2 separate regions of the Mus musculus genome follow, and region 2 is linked to region 1. Evidence: chromatin loops called from intact Hi-C (ENCODE). Cell type or tissue: left cerebral cortex. All regions are shown on one strand. Each heading gives the region's core, and the rest is flanking DNA. Links, peaks and the distances in the headings are about the cores only.

The links. Peaks named below come from ENCODE experiments on the same cell type or tissue, not always from the same donor. Only the 100,000 strongest peaks of a DNase experiment are listed, where the experiment ranks them.
Region 2: a loop joins it to region 1, with 5 times the contacts of the local background. A loop is called at or near these places in 8 of 42 quality-filtered maps.

The regions. Positions count from the first base shown.
Region 1 is chr4:21,442,590-21,448,652 of GRCm38, forward strand. No RefSeq gene overlaps it. Among named protein-coding and RNA genes, the nearest start is that of Prdm13, 240 kb to the right of the region's middle. In left cerebral cortex, for the core only: no CTCF peak of the experiment used is centred there; a DNase peak (open chromatin) is centred at 3,222.
Region 2 is chr4:21,693,070-21,699,132 of GRCm38, forward strand. No RefSeq gene overlaps it. Among named protein-coding and RNA genes, the nearest start is that of Prdm13, 10 kb to the left of the region's middle. In left cerebral cortex, for the core only: a CTCF peak has its summit at 3,030 (motif pointing left); a DNase peak (open chromatin) is centred at 3,027.

The DNA.
Region 1 (6,063 bases), core at 398-5,397:
AGTTCCCGTAAACACCTACCGCAGTGTTTTTGAAAAATCCAACATTATCTTTGGACCCTTCCACACTGTGGGCTCTCATGCCTTGCACCGTGTGTGTGTGTGTGTGTGTGTGTGTGTGTGTGTGTGTGTGTGTGTGTGCGTGTGTGTGTGTGTGAGAGAGAGAGAGAGAGAGAGAGAGAGAGAGAGAGAGGAAAGAGAAGAGAGAGAGAGAGGAGAGAGAGAGAGGAGAGAGAGAGAGAGAGAGAGAGAGAGAGAGAGAGAGAGAGAGAGAGAGAGAGCTAGTCCTACATCCACTATGTTCTGCAGGCTCAGTGGAGAACCACTAGGCATAACGAGAATAGTGGGGAAATGGGAGAGTCTGCCACCTGTTTTTTCAGACTCTTCCCAGATGAAAAAAAAAAAAAAAAAGAAAGAAAGAAAGAAAGTGAGGACATATATTCTTTCTTTGGGCCTAGGGTGACCTATTCCTACTCCTGCCTCTCACCTAGTGAATTAAAGCCTAATTCCCTCTGACCAACTCCATCAGTCTTCATGTTTCGAGCAGTTTGGGAAAATTGATCCAGATTGCCTTGCTCCCTTGTAGAGGGCCTCGGGAGCAGAAAAAGCCCTGGTCATCCTTCCTTCTGCTCATCTGGATTTCCTCACATGAAATTTCTAGGCTGCCCAAGAAGCTCGGGGGCAGTTTTCCACCATCACAATTTCTCTCCATGAACTTTATGGCTTCCATCTATCAAGTTGACTGGCCACACTTAGTCCTTCAAGACTTATCTTCTAACCAGGTAGTGGGTGAGGCTAAGATGTTCCTGGAGTCACTTTTCTTTGTGGGAATAAGTGTTTGACTTTAATGGGGGTTTAAAGGAGCACCAAGGAATTCCTCCTTAAAGCAGTGATCCCCAGACAGGGGATTTTGCTTCCAAGGAGCCTTTAATAATTCATGGAGACTGGTTTGGTTGTTCACAGTTGGGGTATGGTGTCAAGGTAGAGGCCAGAGATGCTGTTAAGCACCCACAATGACCAGAACATTACCCCACAGCAATGAGCTATCAGGTGCAAATCATCAATAGTGGATGAGGCTCAGAAACCACCTTAAAGAAATGACTGGCAGCAAAAATAAGACTCTCTGCCAAGCAAGCAAAGGAAAATATCTCCAGGCAGTTGAGAGTCATGCCATTCTTCAGTGCATAGTTATCTAGGTCTATTGTAACTCCCGGCAACAATGGCACAGTTCAAAATCTGTCAGCATTAGTTTTCAGCATGAAAAACTTGCTTTCAAATTACCTGGGAGTGCTCGGGCCCCACTCTTGCAGGAAGGACACCATCCCAACATTGGTAAGCTGTTTCTGAGCTGTTGCTTTTCTGAAACAAGTTTGTGAGCTTTCCGGAGTTCCTCCGTGAGGACATGAAACCAGAACCTGCCTCTGGCACCAGCCTATTGCCAGCCTACTTTTCTGAGTCACTTTTTTTTTTCAAGTGTGTGGTTCAATTCACACTAAATGTGTCTGTGTCACAAAGGATATCATCATGTGCTTCTATAAGCAGAGCCGGCATAATATTCCAATAGCCTTAGTAGATTGCAGCTTAAAATTTGGGAAAAATGATATATTTTGCAAATACATTCACACTAAAATTGAGTTATTTCGTGACCCTGAGCTGATGCTGCACATTTACACTTCAAACCTGGGGTGGAAACCCTGACAGCACCATTTGATGTTTACATGAAAATGGACTTCAAAGACTGATCCGTGTTTGTTCCTGCTCATTCTCTGGGCGCAGATTTCCCACAGAATGTGATTATACCTCTGATTACCTGTGCCTATTGTCAGGGCAGTTCCATCGAAAGCTTTTTTAGAAAGTAATAATTGTCTTTTGTTGATCAGGATAATAGTGCAGAGGGGCCGGCAGCACACGTGGGGCAGCCAGGCACAATACTGACAAGTAAGTGGCTGGGATAATTGAAAAACAGATCAAATCCACTGGACTTTTGTAATGAAATAAACTGTGAATAGAAGACTAAAATATCCTCAATGGCTGGATGTGTATTGTTACTTTGAAGCTTTTCCCAGCTACCACCATCGTGAAATCAGAGTGGACGCTAACACCCACTACTTTAAATAATTATTGGATTATTTTTTCTCATTATTTATCATTCAGCCTGTTCTGAACACCACCCCACTTGATGCCATAATTAGATCTCTGATAAACCTTTTGCAAAATAAATGGTTTTGCTTTTGTAGCAGCAGGGTTTGAAAACGGGGTTCTGAAGGTGGGGAAACAATTTGGTCTCCATTTTAGGTGCCTAGAAATGGATTTATATTTGAACATTGATCATGGCTTTAAGAAATATTTAATAAACTGCATATCTCTAATATTCTTGGAAATTATGGCATCAATTTATACAACAGTACCACTAAAAAGATGATTCCCGTTTTAAAGTCCTACTAAGTAAAGTGCTCAGTGAGTAACTATCACAAATGATAATTGGAGTGAGTGCATGTAAGTGAATAACTGTATGCCCGTTTGCTCATTGAGCCAGATGTCTATTCTTCCAAGAACTATTCTGGAAAATAAATAAGAAAACAAAGTCAGTACTTACCATGATACGAGATGATACCTAGGAACCTAGGAAGAGAACAAAGAGACAATATATTGTGTTGGTCCCTTTTTAAAAGAAGATGTGGGGGGGGAGTGGGTGTGTGTATGGGGGGGTGAGTGCAGGTGTCTGTGAAAGCTAGAAAGGGTTTCTGATCTCTTGGAATCAGACTTACTAGCAGTTTTTAAATGCTCAACAAGGGGACTAGAAATCAGACAGTTCCAGTGCCATCTCTCCAGCCTCTCTACAGATTTAAAAAGGGAGAAACACAAGTGTCATAAAAATGAAGGAATTGTCTTGAGTTTACACAGCTACAAGAGAAATTTGTCTCCAAATACTTAAGAGGCTAAGATGAACTTCTAGTGAATTGGTGTTAAGGAACTTTGGAGGGTTCCATGAGAAGCACCACAAAGGCCCACAAAATGAACTCAAGTTTATCAATTATTTGGTGTTCAAAAGCTCTTCTTAAGTCAAGGTCTTCCTTTCTGATCTCAAAATACCATTCGTTCTGCCTGCCCCTATTTTGAGCATGTCATTTTCTTTTCCTATTTAAACAAGAAAATCTCAATGGCTCTGCACAGCTTGGATAATGGAATAATTTCTGAGCCTAGTTTTCCAAGTTTCCTTCTGGCCCCTTGCCATCCATGCCCACTCATCATGAGTGCTCTACTCTGTAAAACACTTGTCTGGACCTAGAATACACCAGATTTCAGTCTCAGCATTTCCAAATCACCTGAAAGAATGTTTGTTGCTTGATCCTCTCATCTATCTCAAGCACAGATGCTAATGCATATCTTGGGTGTCCTGGCCTGTTGTCCCCTCTCTCACTCACAGGGCACTCCTAATTCTTCTCTTGGCCAGAGCATTAAGAGGTAGTAAGGACTTTGGGGTGGGGGGAGTGGTTATTAGGTCATAGAGTGGAATCCTTATTATTAAAAGCTGTGTGGTTTTGAAAGTACATTAGAGAAACTCACACTTCTCCAATATGTAAACACACAGGAGCCACATAGAACCAGAAAACAGGCATTTGCACATACTTGGTCTGCCTTGGTCTGGACTTGCGTGACTCAGGAGCTATCCACTCTGTCCTTTTCTCTCCTACTTTCCATCCTTTTGTTAAAGGACATGCCCAAATTCACCATCCAATTCATCTAGTAAAATTTTGATTTCTGAGCACATATGGTAGTAGACCTAAATACCTAGGAGGTATTTAGGTATTTAGAGGTTTACATAAGAGGTTGCCAATTGTTTGCTATAACATTTTGTGAGGATCACCTCCATTGTTTTGCCCTTGTGAGTTTATATCATTTTTCTTTATTACCACCAGGATGTGGTCAGGAAGGTACAGAATCGTCATGGAACATTCTCATCGGATCCATAAACCCACATCCAAAAGGTTCCCCTTGTTTTCTTTTCCCATCTATGAAATCAAACCTATTCTTTTATACATAAGATCTAATCAGAAGACATCTATTCTAGATTGTTTTCCTGTTGCTGTGTTAAGATGCTGAAGGTTTTATTTCAGCTTCAAAGGATGCCAGGGCAGGACACAAGGCTAGTACTAAAGCACAGACTATTGGGGTATGCTATTTAATAATTGCTTTCCCTGGCTTGCTCAACTACATTTCTTCTACAGCCCAGGCCCACTGGCATAGGGATGGCCCACAGTTCACTGGGCCCTCCCATATCAATCAGAAAAAAAAAAACAAAACAAAAAAAAAACCAAAAAACTAAAGACATGACCAATCTAATGGTGGCAACTCTTCCACTGAGATACCCTCTTCCAATATATGTCAAGGTTTATGTCATGTAGATTAAAAACTATGAAAATTTCTAACATAAAAGGTAAAAACAGAAAGAAAAATTAAAGATCTTAACCTTACTGTGGCTTGAATATTTTTTCCTCCAAAATTTATGTTTAAGTTTAATTCCCAATGTCACAATGTTAAGATATTAAACTTTTGAAAGATGGTTGATCTGAGGGAGTTTCATTCTAACATATGGAATGGCTTGAGGGACAAATTCTACCCTTCCTTCCTTTATGCCTTTCTGATTTATTCTGTGTGAAAACATTCAAGGAGGTGTCATTTTTAAAAGGGCGAGATATTTATATGATCTGAACAAAACCCACAAATTCACAGGGTCATTTCAGAAGCAAAGAACAGTTATGACCAGCTACAAAAACCCTCTGGCATCATGAACTTGAATGTCTCAGCCTCAAGAGTTTATCTCTCATTCAGAAATAAAGTTCTTCTCTTTAAAAAATTATTTAGCCTAAGATATCTTGTATGACAGTATGAACAGAGTCAAGAGAATTTGTTCAGTTTGAATAGATTCTTCAATATAGTAAACCTTTTCTCTTTTGAAAACCTTGAGCCATTCAAAGAAATAACACTTCTGTTATCCATCTACTATTTCTGCCATGGATATATAAGATCTTTTCTTGACCAGAAAGTGTTGAGAACCTCTGATTGAGCTGGCACATTGGAACCTTGTTCTTGGTAATAATAGCAAAGAAGAGTTAGAATAAGAAAGAATAGACTCTAGTCTAAAGATATAAAGAAGAGGAAAGCAGTAGATGTTCACAACGTAGTGTAGAGTTCTGAGAAAGTAGGTAGGTAGAAATCTCGTCTGTGGAATCTGATGAGGGAGCTAAAAGAAAACAATAGACAAATAGAAGAAAAAGAAAACAGAAATGCTCCCCAGTGGGGTTTTTCCATTAAAAAAAAAAAACTCAACTGTCACATCTAGCTGCACCAATGCTGCCCATGGGGTCCAGCTATACCTGTCAGGAGCTACTAGGAAACATGGAGAAAGACAGCGTGGAATGTGGTAACTCAAACTATAGACTGCATGCACATGTTGGATAGGAGGTTGACGCACACCATGCTGTGGACATAGAAGAAAATTTGCTATTAGAGTTTGGAGCCAAGAGATTCTCAATGCCCATGCCCATCAGTGTCTGGAAAAGTTACACAGGATAATGGGAAGTGCACAGAGAACTTGCTGGAGTATTGTGACCACCATCAGAAGAAAAGAAAAAGTAAGTGCAGAAGTACTGGCTTCTAAAAAAAGGAAGTATGAACAAAGGCAGATGGGATCCACACCTTCCAAAGCATCAGTCATAGAAAGTTCTAAGCAAACAAGCTGATTCCACAAACACAAGGTTCTGATTTGAATGGAAGATGATGCTAAGATCAGAGCATTATGGCCAAAAGTGTAATTCAGTAACAAAAGATCTCCTCACCAGGTGAACACACTGACTTGATGTCTGTGAACTGCTAATACTGGCAGGCAGTCTTCAACAAACACCTATAGAGACTGAACAAAAAGATAACCCAAGAACAGGGCTATTTTATTTCCCCTTTTTCAATGACTGAGATTCATGAATCCTTCCTTGGACCCTTCTTATTGGGACTTAATGTCTAGGGGCAGGATGGTACCCATAGGGAGACTGTCACTTCTCTGAGGAG
Region 2 (6,063 bases), core at 476-5,475, 250 kb after region 1:
GGTTTATTGCACAACTGTGTAGTATGTGTTAAAGTATAAATGTCTCCTCTGGACATACCATGAAGCCATCTTGGAGTATAGAACACCATGCTCAGGCAGCCATGGCTATTGAGGAGCAAAACAATAAAGCAGTGGCAACATCTGGGGTAATGGAGCTATTGACGCTCCCATTCGATGGAGGAAGTTACGGTCACATGACACCTGGGATTCTGCTATTACTTCTCCTGCACCTCTTACCTGGAAGTGATCTTCCTAGAGGATATAGGAAGTTAAAGGTTAACCAGAAGAGGGGGCTCATGATGCAGCTCCCATGAGGCCATCATTCACACTAGACTAGGACTCTGCAGGAATACAGATGTTTTAGGGCCATCCGTATCCCTATCAGTGACTCCTCAGCTGTGTTCTGTAAGTAAACCAAAAAACGCATCGGCTCATCAGATCGGACTTTGATGGAATTGTATTTTAGTTTGTTGTTAGTGCTTTTCCTGTGCACAATGGATATTTGCTCGTCCCTCCCCAAGAAAAGTTAACCCAACAGTGTTGGAACTTTTCAAAAATAAAATACTATTTTAAAAAGAATTGTGTGTTTCCCCTGCATATATATCTGTGTTGGGTGCTAGGAATCCAATCAGGATCCTCTAGGAAAACAGTCAGTGCTTTTAACCACTAAGACATCAAAATATTATTTCAAAATAAGGTTTAAAAAACAAACTCAGTAAAACACAAAAGAGATGGGGGTGTGCAGTGTGTGTGTGTGTGTGTGTGTGTGTGTGTGTGTGTGTGTGTGTGTTGACAATAGCAGGCTCTGGCTCTTTAGTTCCGTGAACTTTTAAGAAGCCATGTAAGGGGCTGGTGAGATGGCTCAGTGGGTAAGAGCACTGACTGCTCTACCAAAGGTCCTGAGTTCAAATCCCAGCAACCACATGGTGGCTCACAACCAACCGTAATGAGATCTGACGCCCTCTTCTGGTGTGTCTGAAGGCAGCTACAGTGTACTAATGTATAATAATAAATAAATCTTAAAAAAAAAAAGAAGAAGCCATGTAAGGGATAAACCAAATAGAATGTGCTGAGTTATAGAGCCGGTAAAATGGATGGCCAAATCTACACAGTCATAAGGTACTTACCACAGACATGATGTCCAAAACCAAACAGCTTTCTTCATGACATTGAATAAAACTCTTCACTTTTTTTGCAGTTGGAATAAGAACCACCAAAGATACTCTGCACGTAAGTCAATTTTAAGTAGCCTACATGAATTCTATTTGTATAATAGTCAATAAATCTATGACATTATTCTATACATATTATTAATATTTTCATTTTGAAGTCATGTTTTGAAGTCTACAATTATGCCCCTAAAAATTCATATGCTGAAATCTTACTGATGAATAGCTTAGAATATGGCCTTACTTGAAAACAAGATCGTTTTAAAGATTCAAGTTAAAATGATGTAATTGGAAAGGACTGTAATAAAATAAGACTGTTGTCCTCACAAGAAAGAAAGCTTGGTACACAATCATGCTATAGAGAGAATGTGGTTTAGCCTCAGAGCAGCTCCATTGGCTATGGCGACTGCAGCTGACACAGACCCTATTAATTTTTCTGATAAATACAAACATGAATATGTTCACTACTGCCTGAGGAGCTCTCTTTGTGGCTGCCCTCACCAAAAAGTGGGTCCACACAGCACTTGGTTTTTAACATTGCTTCCAAATCAAAGTCAAAGTCAATGGTGGGTGCATCTGGCTTACTGACTACACCGTATTGCAGGGTTCTAGATACAAAAGGAAGACTGGGAATATTAAGACCATGGACAGCCACATAGTCTTTGGTGGTAACAAGGGCCAAGGACATCTACCAGGCTCCTGACAGCATCAGGACCACTGACCCACACATGGCCATCAGTGGCATCACATATTAAGATATAAAGGCTGGGTGTTACAGAGACAAAGTTCGGAGACTGGTGGAATGACCATCCAGAGATCCATCCCATAAACAACCACCAAACCCAGACACTATTGCTGATTCCAAAAAGCACTTGATGACAGGAGCCTGATATAGCTGTCTTCTGAAAGGCTCTGCCAGTGCCTGACAAATACAGAAGTTGATTCTCTCAGCCATCCATTGGATGGAGCACAGAATCCCCAATGAAGGAGCTAGCGAAAGTACCCAAGGAGCTGAAGGGGTTTGTACCCCCATAGGAGGAACAACAATATGAACTAACCAGTACCCCCAGAGTTCCTTGAAACTATACCACCAATCAAAGAAAACACATGGTGGGACTCATGGCTCTAGCTGTATGTGTAGCAGAGGATGGCCTAGCCAGTCATCAATGGGAGGAGAGGCCCTTGGTCCTGTGAAGGTTCTATGCCCCAATATAGGGGGATGCCAGGGCCAGGAAGTGGAAGTGGGTGGGTTGGGGAGTAGGGGGGGCATAGGGGATTTTTGGAGGGGAATCTAGGAAAGGGGATAACATTTGAAATGTAAATAAAGAAAATAATAAAAAATTAGAAGGGGAAAAATAAAATATAAAGGCTGTGTGGATGTCTTTCATTCGGGAACACAAACCATTGAGGTAGGAAGCAAACTGGCAGTCAGGATTTAATTATTACAATAGTTTGTTTTCTGGATTGTACCTATTTGAAGAACCACTATGGTCAGTGATGCCACCGATGGCCATGTGTGGGTCAGTGGTCCTGATGCTGTCAGGAGCCTGGTAGATGTCCTTGGCCCTTGTTACCACCAAAGACTATGTGGCTGTCCATGGTCTGTGCTGCCACCTGTAGCCATGTTGACTGATATCTGTGAGCCATGCTGCCACAGGGGCTAAATGGATCTGAATGACCTGAGGCCACAGTGATATCCTGGCCATGCTGCTCCTGAGGGCCTTATTTGGGTCCGTGGTCTTACTGCACCCGAGTTTGTCTTGATGTCCATGGTCCATGCTACTACCAAGGGCTACGTGGATGTCCACGGTCTGTACCTGTAGCCATACTGATGTCTGTGGGCCGTGCTGCCCTCTGGTGGCCATATTGATGTGAGTGGCTTGCGCTGCCACCTTGTCTGGATCCTACTGCAACAGGAGTGGGAGGTGTCTATGCTGTTGCCAAAGCCATCTGAAAGCCCATGATCTGAGCTCCCTCTGGCTGTAAAGAGCTATTTGGCAGTGATATCAATGATTGCAGATGAACAGTTGAGACAGAGGGGCATGTCTATGATAACCTCTGCTTTCCCTCCTAACAGCCTCCCCACAAGTAACCTAAAAAAGAGCCCAGCAAAGAGAACTCTAAGTATTCATGCTCACAATGACTTTGAAGTTTGCCAAATGACTTGCCTGATCAGTGGGAAATCAGCAGATGTGACAACCAGAAGCCTGAGTACTTGTATGTCTGGGGCTTGCTCTTTTTACATGTTAGTGAGTGTCACGAAAATCAGCCTGATCTAGTTTCCTTAAAAGACCAGTTAGTTGGAGGGAGAGATGGCTCAGCAGTTAAGAGCACTGACTGCTCTTCCAGAGGCCCTGAGTTCAATTCCCAGCAACCACATGGTGGCTCACAAGCATCTGTAATGAGATTTGACGCCCTCTTCTGGTGTGTCTGAAAACAGCCTCAGTGTATTCATATACACAAATAAATAGAAGACCGGGTAGGAACCTGCAGAACAGGGGGAGGAAAGACTGTAGGAGTCAGAGGGGATGGAGGACACCAGGAGAGCAAGGCCCGCTGAATCAACTACTCGGGGGAATATGGGCTCACAGGGACTGAAGTGGCAAGCACAGGATCTGCATGGGACTTCTGCTCCAGGTCCTCTGCATATACATTGTGACTGTTAGTTTGGTGTTTCTGTGGAACTCCTAACAATGGGAACAGGTGTATCTCTAACTCTCTTGCCCTGACCTTCAGATTTTATTGTTCCTATTGGATTGTCTTAGCCAGCCTTCAAATCAGGGCTTTGCCTTGTCTTACTAAAGTTTGTTTTGTCGTGTTGAGATGTTGTATCTTAGAGGCTGCTCATTTTTAAGGGACAAGGAAGGAGGGTATACCTGGGGAAGAGAGGAGGTGTCAGGAAAAGGAGTGGAGGAAGGGCAAACTGTGGTCAGGATGGATTGTATGAGGAAAGGCTATATTTTTTTTAAAGGCCAGCTGAACACAGAGTCATAAACTCCAGCTGTCTATCAAGTGACTGAAGTCATTTGTGTTAAAAATAGATCAGAGGAGTAAAGATCCACTCAGGTAAAAACAGCACAAACTGCAAAACCGTGAGCACAGAAATTGCCTTGCCGCTAACGCTCTATGTAGTTACTACTTAGGAGCAGAGAAAAGAACTTTTACTAATTAATACAATTAATTTACAACCAAGGTATAGAAAAGGGAAGGATAGAGGAATCTACCTTAGTTCAAGTGATCAGCCGTCTTTCACTGCCCTCATGTCACTTAGCTGTTTTACACGCCAGAGAGTTTCCTACCAACCATGAGATGGTGTTTGCCAAACCAAGTAAAGTCCCTGGTGAGGGCAAGAATGGAATACATACAGTTATATCATTTTCCCAGAGTCTTATCTTGTCTGTGTCTTATAAGATCTCAGTCTGCTTTGACAGCACATAGTGCTCAAGAACAGTTTTGCAGGCTCTCCACTGCAGCCTGAAAGCCCCCCCCCCAATAACATTAAACAAACAAACAAACAAACAGCCCCAGGAGCTCAGCAAGGTTGAAACTGGACACATGGAAAAATGCAGTTGTCTATAGTCATCTAAGACTCTATAAACAACCACTAATAAAACTCATTTTCTTCATCCAGATACATTTAAATGTGTCATTCTTTGGCTTGCTGGTATCACCCTAGCTTGGAGGAAAATATTAATTTTACATCCCCTCAAAAACGTCACCTAAAACAGAGCTTTAGGGAATGCTAAATTCCCCTAGGGCCCAGTTAGTGAGTCTTGATTATCTTAAGTCAAAAATGACAGCTCTTTTCATCTTGTTTATGAGTAGAGTAGTCTGTCTGGCCCCAAAACAAGGAAAGCAAGCTTTTGGGGGTGGCCACGGTGAGTGCTTTCCCTTATTTTTAAAAAGGATATCCAGGATGTGAGGGCAACATGAAAGTGGCATGTGCTATCCCATTAATGAAGTCAGGTAGGTAGGAATCACATATTCCCTCAATACTTGATGGGCATCCCTTCAGGTACTCTGTGCTCAAAAAAGGATAACCTTCCCAGACAGAGGACAACCAAATGTTCTCTCAAAGGGCACATAAACAGCTGTGCCCCCTGCTAGAAACACTGGACAAGCTTTCAAAGAGCCATTCATTGTTTTCTTTCTTAGAATGTTATGTAAAGAGATGAGTTTGAAAGGACAAATAAGAGGGCACACATTAGCAGCTTGACAACACACCTAAAGCTCTAGAATAAAAGGAAGCAAATTCACCCAAGAGGAGTAGAAGGCAGGAAATAATCAAACTCAGGGGTGAAATCAACCAAGTGGAAACAAGAAGAACTATTCTAAGAATCAACCAATCGAGGAGCTGGTTCTTTGAGAAAATCAACAAGATAGATAAACCCTTAGCCAGACTCACTAGAGGGCACAGGGAAAGCATCCTAATTAACAAAATCAGAAATGAAAAGGGAGACATAACAACAGATCCTGAAGAAATCCATAACACCATCAGATCCTTCTACAAAAGGCTATACTCAACAAAACTGGAAAACCTGGATGAAATGGACAAGTTTCTAGACAGATACCAGGTACCAAAGTTAAATCAAGATCAGGTTAATAATCTAAACAGTCCTATATCCCCTAAAGAAATAGAAGCAGTCATTAATAGTCTCCCAACCAAAAAAAGCCCAGGACCAGATGGGTTTAGTGCAGAGTTCTATCAGACCTTCAAAGAAGATCTAATCCCAGTTCTTCACAAACTATTTCACAAAATTCAAACAGAAGGTACTCTACCCAACTCATTCTATGAAGCCACAATTACTCTGATACCTAAACCACAAAAAGACCCAACAAAGATAGAGAACTTCAGACCAATTTCCCTTATGAATATCGATGCAAAGATCCTCAA